Linked DNA regions of Mus musculus: region 2 is linked to region 1. Evidence: chromatin contacts called from ENCODE Hi-C or POLR2A ChIA-PET data. All regions are on one chromosome and are shown on one strand. The core of a region is the stretch at or near the end of the contact, and the rest is flanking DNA. Distances in the headings are between cores, read along the strand shown. Region 1 holds the start of Mtfr1 (mitochondrial fission regulator 1). Region 2 holds the start of Pde7a (phosphodiesterase 7A).

What was found. A loop is a pair of places that touch in the nucleus more often than their neighbours do. ChIA-PET counts read pairs that join two places held with the same protein, here RNA polymerase II (POLR2A).
Region 2: a loop to region 1 is called in a map of heart, with 2.4 times the contacts of the local background. The contact joins the promoter of Pde7a here to the promoter of Mtfr1 in region 1. A Hi-C loop is called at or near these places in 1 of 37 maps with a recorded cell type or tissue (heart). POLR2A ChIA-PET finds 5 or more read pairs at or near these places in 2 of 5 experiments (both embryonic stem cell).

Annotation. Positions count from the first base shown.
Region 1 is chr3:19,183,233-19,190,360 of GRCm38, forward strand. Mtfr1 (mitochondrial fission regulator 1) reads left to right here and starts at 4,878. Exons shown (of 8, transcript NM_026182.6): 1 at 4,878-5,056.
Region 2 is chr3:19,307,473-19,314,886 of GRCm38, forward strand. It overlaps Pde7a (phosphodiesterase 7A), which reads right to left and starts at 3,850. Exons shown (of 13, transcript NM_001122759.2): 1 at 3,392-3,850. The coding sequence starts at 3,529.

The DNA.
Region 1 (7,128 bases), core at 3,628-6,127:
ACTAATTGGGACTGGTTTACAATTTCAGAGGTTTGGCCCATTATCATCATGACAGAAAGCATGATAGCATCCAGGCAGACATGGTTCTGGAGTAGTGGAGCGTTCTATATCTTGATCCAAAAGCAGTCAGAAGATTAGCTTCCAGGGAGCTAGCAAAAGGTTCTGAAAGTTTTCCCCCACAGTGACACACTTCTTCCAACAAGGCCACACCTCCTTATCGTGCCACTCCCTGGGTCAAGCATATTCAAACCACCACGGGGTCCCAGTATCAAATACAGGCTGTGAAATTTGGTGGCAACAGCCTTCATTTAGTGAGGCATCACCCTGGCCTCTGAAAGTCAAAGGGCCTTTTCAAGACAACTGCTGATTCATTTCCCTCTCTTCATTCAAATGGCAGACAGTTCAGTTATTCAAGATTCTTTCAGAAAAAGCAGAACTATCCATTTGGGGGATGGGGAGCCCTCCAGGATCAAATATACTAAAGAAAAAAACCTCCATTTTCTTCTAATATCCCCAAGTGGATTGCCCTGTAATATCTGCCATTTGTTCCAAACCACCTTAGTGGGAGTTTGTGCATATATATTAGTAGCTCCAAACTGTAATGTAGGAACCAATGAGCTTGTGGGAGAGAAGCTGGACTCATCATCTCTTACTTCCTATCAGCGTACTACAGATTGTATCAAGCCTAATGCACAGGCAGTTTACCGAAGCTTAGCTGAGTGCTTCTGTCTTGGTATTTTACAAAAGTATCACAGAGGTGTTAGTTGTGGCTGCAGTCATTTCAAGGCTTCGGCAAGAGGATCTTTCTCATGCTGAAGCCACATGGCTTTTAGTAGTATGTAGGCTGCCACAGACTGAACACTGGACTTTTATTGCTGCCTGTTGACCAGAGAACCCCTTGCCATTGGCTTTCCTCAGAGTGAGGGAAAGAGAGACAAGAGTAGGCAAGCCAAGGTCAAGGCTGAGATCTTTTTGCAACCTGATCTTAAAATCAGCATCCGCAGGCACTTGCTATATTCTCATAAGAACTATGTTACTAACTCCCATCCCTGTTCAAGGAGGAATTACACTAGGAGGTGGACCTTAATGAGGTAGCTATCTCAGGGCTATAAACAAATAATTAATAAACATGATAAGGACCTGGAGAGATGGGTCAGTGTTTAAGAGCACTTGTGTGCAGTCATGAGAACAACATTCAGATCCCGGGACCCACTTAATGAGACACATAAAACTTCAGCTTTGAGGAAGGCAAAGCCTCACTAAGAAACTGAAAGCCACAGATGCAGGGAGAGATCTCGTCTCCAAGGAAGAGGTGAACAGGATTAGAGGAGGAAAGCTGAGGTCCTTTCCTGGCCTCTACACACATGCACAGGCCATATACTCTCACAGATATATACAAATACAAACAATTCTTTTCAAAGTTTTTATTCACATATTTATGTATATGAGTGCTCCATCTGCATGCAAGTTTACAAGCCAGAAATGGCATCAGATCCCATTATAGATAGTAATGAGCCATCATGTAGTTGCTGGGAATTGAACTCAGGACCTCTAGAAGAACAGGCAGTGTTCCTAACTACAGAGCCACCTCTCCAGCTCATCAAGTAATTCCTAAAAACAAACAACATGGTGAACATAAATCAGTTTTGTCAGCTCACAGTGTAAGTTCAAAGATACGCCAGCAGTCACCAGAATACTTGGTATCTAAATCTTTGTTTTTAAACTCCATTCTAGGGCTCCTTCAAGAAAGGGTTGATTATCCATTTTGGAGCAAGAAATACACAAAATGAGTCAGGAGTATGGACTTAACCCACAATAAAAGGGCCACATAAGCCAACCCAAAAGAGCTTCATGAGTGCCTTGTGCAAAGAAATAAAAATCACAGGATAAATTTAAAACAACACATAGTTGTGTGTGTTTAAGTCTACATTAGTGATTAACTATAAATAAAAGAGGAAAATTTTTCCTGATAATGAAATTCCCAAACTGTGTGTGCGAATGTACCTGGGTTACTCTGTTTACTCTTTCCCAGAGTTGAGACTTCATCCTATAGTCCTGTCCTCATAAATGTGGGCAGGGTTTAGGACTTGTCTTAAACATATGCAGAACCTACACACACACACACACACACACACACACACACACACACGAGGACAACATGTTCTTGTGGGTATTATGAGTCAAATATCTCCATATGTAGCATTTTCCTGCTTATAATCATAGGTTAATTATATAGAAAAACCCAGACAATTTCAAATCTAGGTCCACTATACAAAAATATCTGACTATATGCCTCAAAACTGTAACAGTCACGTCAAACTCATGAAGAATAAGATGTAAAAAAAAGAGGAGTGTAGACCAAGGTGATTTGATGACTAAGTGCCACGTGTGGTGCAGTCCTTGCAGTAATAAGATCTGAATAAAGTCTGGAGTTTTTTTGTCAGTAATTGTCTTAGTTAGGGTTTCTATTGTTTCAATAAAACACCATGACCATAAAGCAAGTTGGGAAGGAAAAGTTTATTCAGCTTACATTTTCATGTTGATGTTCAAAGGAAGTCAGGACAGGAACTCAAGCAGGGCAAGAACAGGGGGAGGAAGGCAGGAACTGATACAGAAGCCATGGAGGGTGCTACTTACCGGCTTGGTTCTCATGGCTTGCTCTGCTTGGTTTCTTATGAATCACTGGATTACCAACCCTGGAATGTTACCATTCATCAAGGGCTGCGCTCTCCCTCACTGGTCACTAAGTGAGAAAAATGTCTTACGGCTGGATTGTATAGTTGTTTTCTCAACTCAGGCTCCTTCCGCTCTGATAACTTTGGTCTGATAATTTCATTTCAAGTTGATATTAAATCAGCCAGTATAGTAGTAATGTGTGAGTGTTGGATTTCTAGTTTGTAAATGTATCACAGTAATGTAAGATTAGGGAACACTGGGTGAGGTAACATCAGAACTTTTCCTACCCCTTGGCACTTTTCTGTAAAACAAATATTTTTTTTCTTTCAAAAAGCAAATCTTGCTGGGCAGTGATGGCGCACACCTTTAATTCTAGCACTCCGGAGGCAGAGGCAGGTGGATTTCTGAGTTCGAGGCCAGCCTGGTCTACAGAGTGAGTTCCTGGACAGCCAGGGCTATACAGAAAAACCCTGTCTCGAAAACAAAACAAAACAAAACAAAAGCAAAGCAAAACAAAAGCAAAGCAAAGCTTAAAAGTTCAAAAGCATAAGGACTGCAGGTCTTTCTTCGATTAGATCCTGGCTGGATGTATTTCAAACTCTCTTTTTCCTTCACCAGGGTTTGGTACCAGGCACCATGTTGATAGGCTCTTTGTGTTATTGTATTGAATGAGATGGCACACAGCTTGGTCAGAATTCTTAGAAATGATTCCATTACTGGGAGAAACAATAATTTGTGATAAAATTACTCAGGTTTAAGTCACTGCACCTTCATCTAGATTGTCAAAAAGTTCAGGGCCACTCCAGGGCACTTGAGGGTAAAGCAAGGTGGGAAGGGAGGGAAGTTGTAAAGAAAAAATCAAATCAAATCAAAACAAAACAAAAAACAGGTTTTAAGCCATCTCCAACTGATGGGTGCTTTCAGATACCCTTCTTCTTAAACATAGACAATCACATAGGCCTGTGTGGTGGCAGGCAGCTGAGAGTCACCTGTGGGTCACACAGCTGGTGACCAGGGATCCTGAGGCAACTAATAGCTTAGCAGTAAATCCTACAAGTATCATTGGAATGGTCGCCCTGGTGTGTGGTCCCTACCAGTTCACTTCAGCAGCTTTTGTCTTTTCATCAGCCTTCAGACCAAGCACCCCTCCCTGAACTGCTCTCTCAGGCTTCTCTCTCCCAGCCTTGGTCACAGCCTGTCAGGCCCTTTTGTACTTAAAACGTTATAACACTTGGTCACATATATTAATTAACCTTGTTTTGATCTCCCTGCCTTTTGGTAGGCTTACTCAGGGTGTGGTTCAAGGCTTAAAAAACAAACAAACAAACAAACAAACCCCACCAACTTTGTACTGTCATAATGGGCTCCCAACGAGCCGTTGCTGAGTAACTGAATTGAAGCTCTAGGTGAAATCCAAAGCAGTAGCCAGGAGGAATTTAGGCCATCCAGGGTAAGAACACCAGCGCTCCAATGAGAGGGTAAGAGAGAAGGCGAAGTAGCAACAGCTGCTGCCCACTTCCCACCTCAACTCTTCCACCCTCTTCCAGGTTGTTTTGGACATAGGCTGGTCTTCAACTCTGGATCCTCCAGCCTCCAACTTCAAACTACTCGTTTTACATAGCAGGAGCCGCCACGCCCAGGTAGGAGCGGCCTCTTGAATTACTGATAGGCTTTCCCTCCATATTCACGTTTTATCGCACCCACACACACCACCGTGCTGCTTATAGCTAACTTGACACAGACTGATCGTATTTTCATGACTAGGTTATCTGAAATCTAGAATAACCCTTCATTAAAAACTACGCACACCAATTAGGCAGACTTTGAGGCGGGGGAACTGAAGGCAGGAAAAGTCTTCACTCCCTCTGAGCCGCGCCTTCCACTCCTCCAGAACATACGTCCGGGATTTGAGGCCCGAAACAGATCGCCCTGGCAGACAAAGTCCCCACAGAGCGTGGGTTGAGAAGGGCTCGACACAGGCTAGGCTAGGCTAGGCTAAGGACCTAGCTCCTTTCAGCGGGCACACATTTGAGACTTCACTCGGAATGTGGGTATTCCTACACCCAAAAGGGGCGAAGTTTACCAACAAAAATAACAGGGGCAGAAGCACCCAAGACAAAGCGCGGCACACTAGCAAGCACACGCCCCTTACTGGGCACCGCGCGTGCGCACAGAGCCCGGGACAGGTAGCCGGCGTGGCCGGCGAGCAGACACGCCTTCCGCCGGCCTCTCCTGAGCCCGCCCCCGGGCCTCAGCGAGCCGTTCACTGGTCAGCCTAGGCCGGGCCAGGGGCGGGGATTGGCTGATTGGCATAAGGTCCTGGGACAGCCAATCTGGAAGGCTGAGCAGCTGCGAAGGTGAGGGCTGCTGCGCAGCCGAGGTGAGTGGGGCCCGGGACAGAAAAGCGGTTGGCGGGGTGGGGAATGGCTACCACCCGGAGCTGAACGGTGGCGGGAGGCCGTGTTGTGGACAAGGGAGGGGACGGGGCGCGGCGCGGGAGGCCGGCGAGCGGGAGGGAGGCCGCGGAAGCCCGGAGCAGAGAGCAGCCCTCCGGCTCGCCCGCGCCTGGCCTGCTGAGCTCCGCGGGCCGCCGGCCTGGCTCCCATCCCCCGCAGTCGGCGTTGTGCCCTCGCTGGATCCGGGCTGAACGGGGCGGCCCACGGCGTTCAGCCTGTTCTACCTGGACCTACTTTCCTGTCATTGTCGGCTGGCAGCTCTGAACTTTCTAAGCGTGCGCAGTTTGCGTGTAGCCAGACTACAGAAACTTTGAGATCTGAAGTCAAACTTAACCAAACCTTTCTTTCCGCCTGATGGTTTGTTTTGTGATTGGTCTGATGTAACCTCTTCTGGCTTAAACCTCGTTTTGTGCTTGAGGATGGTCAATAGAAGTTCGGATCCTACCCCCTCCACCTCCCAACTACAGGATTTAAAGCTTGCTTCACCACATCCGGAAAAGAATATTAAGGAGTATTTCATGATACTTGGTAATTTAGCGTTCACTTTTTTGTTTGGTTTGGTTTTGAGACAGAGTTGTCTTCCTTACTCTAGGCTGGGGTGGAATGCACTATGTAGATTAGGTTGAGCTGCCTAAAACCTCCTGCCTCAGTCACCACGCCCGATTCCAGTCACCTTTTCCTAGTGTATGTAGTTGTTTTACATTACAATGACTTAGTCAAGGAAGTTGTGACACTTACTATCTTGTTACATGAAAGTAAGTTGTGTCCACATATATTGATCACATATATTGTACATACACAAAAATCATTTAAAAGGTAAAAATTATTTTTAAAAAGAAGGTAATAGAAATGGGTTTGCGATTATATACAACCGAGTTTGACTATAAAATGCTTACGAGCTAAGAAAAGTCTCAGTCACGATGTGCAGCTAACTCTCTATCAACACCCTAATCTTTGAATTGAAATGCAAGTCTAGTAACTGAAGAGGAAACTTAAGGGTTCTTTAGAAACTGTGTTGTACGGTGTTCTGCTGGGCTAAACACGTGAAGGAACATGTAGCTGAAGTGGACCTAGGCGAAAGGATGTTCTACGAAAGCAAGCACGTGAAAGGACATGGGATTAAGATTTATTTGCTAATGACATGCATGTATTGGTCTTCGTAGTTGAGCTGCATTTGTCAGACTCTAGGGAGAGAAGTGCTCCATAATGGTGGTGTGTTGCAGTTTCTTGCTGCATCCGCAGATGCAGGGCTGATTGGCAGAGTGATGTCAGCTGAGATGGACACACATGCTCAAGACCTGTGAAGGACATGTGTTGTTTGGAGGGTATAAATAGGATTTGATGGACAGTGGAGGAGGATGAGCTAGGCTTGCTTATAGAGCTGGGTGTGCAATGTTTGTGGGTACCCTCTTGTGGCACACATGTATAACTCCAGCTCTAAGTGGCAGGAAGCTCTCTTCTGGTCTCTAACCATACATCCTTTTTGTTGTTTTTGGCTTTTAAGACAGGATCTATTGTATAGCCCTAGTTTTCATGGACCTTGCTGTGTAGAAAAGGCTTGCGTGGAATTCAGAGGGGTCTACCTTCCTCTCCCAAGTGCTGAGATGACTGGCGTGCTCCATCAATATACTATATATTGGCAAATACAAGTATATTGGCTAAATAAAACAAGTCTTAACAAATAACCAAGCTGGTCATGTAGCCAAACTAGCTAATAATTCCGTAGCTTATGGGATCTTCGTCAGACACCAGATACTAGGTGTGCAGTATCAACCTCAGCCTTCTAAGGCCATTCAAACAACAGGGGTCTGGTGACATGGCTCAGCAGTTAAGAGCCCTTGTTGCTCTTTCTTGTGTAAGAGCTCATTTCTAGAACTGACATGATGGCTTACAACTGTCTATAATGCCAATTCCAGGGGATCCAGTGTCTTCTGGCTTCTGGGCAAGTATGTAGTATATATGTATATGTATATTTATATGTATACATGCAAGCAAA
Region 2 (7,414 bases), core at 2,600-5,099, 120 kb after region 1:
AAATAACGCTAACTTCCTCCAAATCTAACACATTACCTCAATTTTCACATTTACTGAATCATAAATATATGAAACATCAACGGTGAAGACAGTACAAGTTATACCCTTTTTTTTTCAAATATGAACTTTGTTCTGAAAGACTAATGTTTAAACTCCTCTATGTAACAGGCATTCAAAACGGCAACAAATAGGTTTCATTTATTAATCTCATTGGTCAAGTAATTCAGAATCTCCTAACAGCTCTTTGAAAAGTATCATATGACTGGTTTAAGATCCAATGTCAATGTCTAAAAAAGTGTTGCAGAGGTTTTCACCAGGTACGCTTTACCATTTGAACAAAAACATTAACTGCCACACAGATTTTTTTTTTAACAGAATAAATCTTTTATCTTGGAAAATCTGACTCTATGCAGCATTTTTTAACAAATAGTCACTTTGTTACACAATACTCAAGTCCCTAAGCTACCCTACAGTACCTTTAAAAATCATGCTAGCTTGTGAGACTTTGTTTCCCATCTCTCCCTTGTGGTATGTCAGCTGTCAACTAGCACTTCTACAGGGTGAATGACCTATAGCTGCTTGTAATTCCATTTCAGATTACCTGCTGCTTAGAAAAGTTTGCTCAGCCTCGTTGGCTCTGAGATGATGCCCAGATCTATGTTGGTTGCTTAGAGTCTTGTTTTAAGTTTTATTATTGTGACTGTGTGTGTGTGTGTGTGTGAGAGAGAGAGAGAGAGAGAGAGAGAGAGAGAGAGAGAGAGAAAGAGAGAGACTGAGACTTGATACTACAGCTAACATGTGGAGGCTGGAGGAGAACCATGGAAGCAGTTCTACTGCCTTTATATGGTGCCTGAGGACTGGACTTGGGTGGCCAGGCTTCTGTGATCTGGTACCATGTGCCTTTGCTATCTGCGCAGTATTTTTCTGCACGTTGTCTGGGTCATTTTTAGTCTACAATTACATGTTTGAAACCAAATTTTGGATAAATGAGCCATTACTGTACATATTGTACCACTGTTTCATGTTTAAAATTGATACTCAACTTAGTCTGAGGTACTCTCATCTATTCATTCCCTTAAATATTTATTAATTTCCTACTATGAACTGCACTCTAATACTGAAGTCAAAATGAACTGAAATGATAACTAGTTTTGAATATATTTTCAAATAGAAAATTTGTAAATAAATTCTACTTAGAAACTAAAGAAAAAACTTAAATACATTTTTTTTTAAGACTCTTAAATAAAATCACAAAACCATCTAAACTTCTTCCAAATTCTGTAACGTTTAGCTTAGGAACCAACGATTCAAGGGTATGGCAGCTTGTGAGTCAACCAAATGCTTGTTTTAAAGAGCACTGAATAAGATTCTAAGATTATCTACCTCGTTTTTCCCATGACATATTGCCATCTATCCCCAAAGCATTCAGTTTCACTACACGATTTACTACTAAGTGATACTAAGTGATGGTAACCCATGTCAGCTCGAGTGAGGTACCCTGTTATGTTCACCAGGAAAAAGGTATGTATTCACTAAGAAAAGTTCTGTCTCAGCCTAAGGAGTTCCCACATACTCTCTTGGAGATCTGGAAGTTGTTTATAAGTTTTAAAAGCTAGTAAAATCGGTGTAATTCTATAGAATTTGTGGTTTGTTGCCACAGTCACAGTTTTAAAATTCCACTACCCATTTAATCTTAGTCTAGGGGTGGGCAAAGAAAACTGAAGCTTAAATTGTTTTTTGTGTGGTAATTAAGATACTAGGTAAAGCTCTTGGGGTCAGTTTTGTTTTCAATCCCTTGATCTTCCCTCTCAGGAAGCAGGGACATGTAACACATATTTCATAACTTTAGATAAAGTGTGCCTTACTATTTATATGTAAGTGAAAGTGGGTGTTCGTCATGTCTGCTGATCTCAGGAAGAAAACAGTATTTAGAAATGAAAGTTACTTCCATTAAAGACCTTTAATTACTATTATTGAAAACCTTCTCCTGAGTGCTTTAATATATTTTGATATTATTCTGGAACTTTAAAACGTGTTAAGCAATAATAAAAAATACAGTTCACAAACTACACTTCAAAGTAACAAAAGTATTATTTGAAATTCCACTTAGTATTTTACACTGAATTCTTTAGCATACTACCTTGTATCAGAAGAGTCTGACCTTAAATAAAGAAGAACTCTTTGAAAGGAAACTCACACAGAACCTCCTGCTCTATCTTGCAGGCCAAAAAGGAAAAAGAAAAAAAGGCAAATGACAAATAGAATTTACTGGCGATCTACTATAAGCAAAATCTCTAAAAGATGCTGTCCATTCTAACTGTCTTTAAAATTTCCTTTCTTATAATACAATATAATTGAAGGGAGAAACAGTGTGCTATAAAGGGTAAAGAAATACTAAGCAATAGAAAAAAATAAGAATACTTTATTTTACGAAATGAATACGGGACCTAGGGCAATGGCTCAGGCCTGGTACTTGGAAGTCTGAAGCAGGAAGATCATGAGTTAAAGGCAAGACTGAACAATTTAGAAAGGCCCTGCCATAAACAAGCACACAAATAAACGAATGAATGGATGGATGGATGGATGGATGAATGGCTGAGGCTCACTGATTGGAGTCTAGACCAGCAAATGTAAGCACACTCCTCCAGTACCCGTCCCAAAAGTAATCTCATAAACACAGAACTTCTGGCAGCAGGCAATGAGGGCACCAGGTTCATATGTAAACAAAGTAAAATTCTTCCTCTTTATTCTAAATCTGGCAACCAAATTTAACCCAACTAAAGAGCTGAGCCAAGGACGTCACAGAAAAAAATTTTTTTTTTTTTAATGTTCAACAGCAACTGGTGTTGGGCCATCGGAAACAAAGTCCTTTGTGAATGCTCATCAGTGGTTTCTGAACTAAAGCCGCCTTTATCAAGCGAGAAAACTGATTGGAAACCATCAACTTTGCACACTAGTTCCTGACACCTAGGCCCCTTCCCTACAAAGCAGCAGTTCGCAGTTCGGGTGAGGACCACAATGGGACCACTAGGCCTATTGTTCTGAGAAACTCAGCACCCGCAGCGCTGCAAGGCTCGAGAACCTGCACAGGTGTGGGGGAGGGCTAGGGGGTGGGGGGCGAAAAGGTGAGCTCAGGGTCATGACTAAGGGGACAAGAGGCCCAACTGGTAGGAGACACAGAGAAAGGAGGGGAGGATAAAGTCATGGCTTGGGGCTACCAGCGGGCGTGACGGGTTAGCCGCGGCGAGGGTCGCAGAGGCCAGGGGCACCGAGCACAGCCGAGGGTGAAAGACTCCGGGAAGGGGAGGCCAGCCTACCGAGGCGGGAACAATGGCCCGAGTCCCTCCAGAAGACAAAAGCACCGAGCTGCGGGCCCCGGGGCGGCGGTTACCTGCGAGAGCTGCCGGGGATGCGGGCAGCCGAAGAGCGCGGAGCTGGAGCTGAAGCTGATGGCTCCTCGGCGGCTGAGGACGTGCTGGGGGACCGGCCTGTCCAGGGGCAGCACCGGCAGCTGGTAGCATACTTCCATTGAACACGTCCGCCTTGGATCCGCGCGGCGCCCGCCAGTCCGCGGTCGCCCGCCCCTGCGCTACGAGGGGGCCGCGCCGCGGGGACCCGGGGCCGAGGCGCGCGCGGGGCGGGCGGCGCTAGTGGCCGCCGACGCCTCCCGGCCCTCCGCGCGGCTGGCGGCGGGAAGGGCTGCAGCGGGCTCGGGAAGCCGGGCGGGCGGCGTTAAAGGGGAACCCGCCGCCCAGGCGCTCCGCGGCGCGAGAGCTGGCCCGGGCCGCGAGCACGGGCGCGGAGCGTAGAGCAGTTCGGCCGCCGGAGCCCTGCCCCCTCCCCTCCCCCGAGCCTCACTCCGCTCCGCCGCCGGCGCGAGCCCGGCGTAATTCACACTTTGCAGCAGCGGACCCTGCGCCAACCACGGCCGCCGCCACCGTGACGTCACGACGCCGCGCCGCATGCCCCGCGCCCCGCGCCGCCGCCGCGCCCAGGAGCCCGCCGGCTGTCCGGACAGGGCTGCTCGCGTCCGCTGCGCTAGGCGCCGCGCCGCGCCGCGCCGCGCCCCGCGCCCCCCCGGCCCCTCCCGCCTCCCCGCAGCTCCCTCCCCGCAACCCGCGGCGCGTGCGCAGGAGAGTTACGTGGGGCATCCTCGGGCGCACCGACCCGGAGTTTGTTCGGCCTACCGGATCGGCGCTGTTTCGTCCGACAGATCCAAAATGCCCAGAGCACCGGGCGCCCTCTCCGTGCTCCGCCCGTCGGGGCACCGCGCGCGTCCCCTGTGGAATTCCCGTACTAGGGCGTCGCGGGAGGCCGCTGCGGCGGTGACGCCAGCAGATCTCGGGGGCTCAGTGCTCCCGCTATGTCACCGTCCGTGCCCTACCTAGGCAAGGTTCCAGTGGCTTCCCTTGGCAAGTGAGGCCCCAGACTTTCGGGGCCTGCAGAGCAGAAAAAGACCAAAAACTCCCGAGCGAGAAGGAGGGTCTTTGGATGGAGAAAAGTGAAATTCTGCAACCAAGAAAATGAGAAATGACGATATTGGGAAGACAAAGATGACAAAGAGACCAAAAGTTCCCCTAGCCAACCATCGCCCTTCTTTGTTAGTGTTTGCTGGCTAGGATGTAAGAGAGCTTTTCACCTGTTTTGGTAAGGTGAGGATATAATTTGCTTGTTCTTTTAAGTTTCTGCCCCAAACTGCCAAAGCTTTTCTGCAGGAGCCGACTGTTTCTGATGCTTTGAGCATCAGATACTTTTAGCATGAACGAGCTCCACACCCCCACCCCCACCCCCGCCCCCTGGCAAAATAGATTTGGATCATTTCTCAGGGCATCTAGTCTCCCAGTTATTTAAGATTGGCAAGGTGGCAGGTCTTAGAAGAAGTACAGTGCTGAGCCTGGGCTTAATGATGCTATAAATTGAGTACCGAGTGTACATGATCAGATAAACGGACAAAGGTGGAAGGTGTATTCTTTTATTATTTAAACCTCGTGCCCCTGTGTATTTTCTACATGCCAGGTCTTCATCATGTTTTACGATCCGTTCTGTGTCATGGAATTTGCCTTCACTAGATGAAGAAGCACTAATGAGATTCTTTTAGTGCAGCAACTGATCTCACTGCTTTTGAAATCCTAATTAGTCCCTGTAGTAGATGTGTTAAGCATCTCACTTGGGATTACACCGAGCACTGTGGGCCACTTAGTCTTCAGAAAGTCGTTTATCAGCTGACTAAATTGGAAGTAGATTCCTAGAAACAAACTTGCCCTACACCTAGGACAGATAAATCTCAAGAACTAACCTCAAGTGATATGTACGGACATGGTGGTACAAACCTGTAATCGCTGCCTTTGGAAAGCTAGGGCAACACGATGAAGAGTTGAGAGTTAAAGATAAGCTCAAGTATCATAGTGAGTTCAAAACCAGGCAGACTACATAGTGAGATTCTATCTCAAACAACAACAACAAATTTGAGTACCTCTACACAAAGTTGATACTGGTAAAATTTCATTGAGTAAAATATACCACATTTAGTAATATCCAAATATTTGATTAATTAAATAATAAGACTCACTACTAAATAGGCAACTAAACAGTACATTTCCAGTAAGGTCTATTTCAGGGTCCTTGTTTGAGCCAAGAGCCCTGGCAGGTATTTTATATACAGTATTTTTACCCAACACATAGTAATTTGATCTTATTTATACAAATGAGCAGTCCCTTTCCAAAACTAAGTCACTTCCTTAGTAAACGCTGGTCTGACTTGAGAGCCATGTCTTCCACCATAGCATGCAGTATTATGTTTTCTGTATTGTTGGGAAGGCATTAGGGTGCATCAGAGGAACTCCAGAAAGGGTGAGGGGAGATGTTAAAGAGAGATTTCAAGAGATTGGCTCAAGATTGCTAAAGCTGATGTCTAGAGAGTAGATGGACAGACAGACAGTAATAGTGGACTTTGCATTCTGGGATCTGAAACTGATAAGAGAAAACTGCCAGGCTGAAAAGATAGGCAGGATTTCTTTCTATGCTGGAGTCTTCAGAAAGAAAGTGCAAATCTTCACTCTTAAACCCTTTAACAGAATAGACAAGGCCCAGCCACTTTGAAGAGGGTAATCTGCTTAACATCTAGAGATTAAGTGTTGCCAGCATCTTGACCTATGTTGGGCCAAACAACTGGATGTTACAGCCTAACCAACATGGCACAAAATGAACCACCACAGAGAGAAACTTTAAACTTAAGTAATGAAAGAAATCCCTTTACCTAAAGCAACAAAAAATAAAGAAATAGAAAAGAAAATCAAGATCCATACAAAGGATGCTTTTATACTTTTATATGCTAGTATGTTTTATACTATACTATACTATAATGTAGTGGAATACACAAGACTTGGATGTTTAACAAGAATGTCCTCTGAATATACAGACTTACAGCACTTTAACATGACCATGGAACATAACATAGTCCAGTGTATTTTAAACAAGATGATTCTAAAACTGCCCAAAGAAGATGGTTACTTAGTACAGTGCTATGAAATAGCAAAGTATGAATATGGATCAAAGAAGCAGAATCACTAAAAGTGGTGCAAAAAGGATTTATTGTAGAGATGTGTTACTATACCAGGCTTTCTGATGGAGAAGCTGGTGTGGTAAGGTTAGGAAGGAATGATTACAGGCTTATAGAAAAGCCACTAAAGTGGCAGCAGGGAGGGGACCTAGTAAAGAGGTTTATGAAAGCCTTCAGCTTCAATGTCTGGTAGTGAGTGTGAAGTCACTAGGCAGCTGCAAAGAAGTCAGAGGCTTGGACAAGTTGTGATCTATGAGAAGAAAATTGGAACCCTTGTTGTTTCCTCACTGTGTCTCACCCCAGTGACCCAGAAGATGCTCGTGCTGTTAGCTAAGGAGCTAGCCCTGGACACAGAGAATAGAGATGCTTCAGGCCTGGGGTACTACTCCTTACCATGAGGCAAGTTGACAGAACAAGACATTTGCACAATGTCTACAATGTTCTATAGACCTTCCACATATAATGACTTCATATCCACCTTTCAAATCTTGCAAGTCTTTGCTATGGGTAGCTGAAACCAGAGCCATAAAAATGGGGCATGGGGGATGGGGAAGAAGGCAACGTCTGGGAAATGCAGACCTAGTTAGCAAAATTGATTATCAGGGCAGAATCACTCCAGATCTATCCATGTCACCCTGACATCCATGATCACTTAAGCATTTCATACTTCTTCCTGGAATATGTAGCTTTCTCTTGTACAGCTCTAGCCAGATCATTCCCTATCCAAAAGAGATTATAAGGTCTTTGAGTTACATTCATTCCTACATGTGGCAAATGACAGAACCTCCCTAATATTCTGAAACTTAAAAACTAGCGTATAAGGCTACCTAGCATTAACCAGTATTGGAAGAGTGA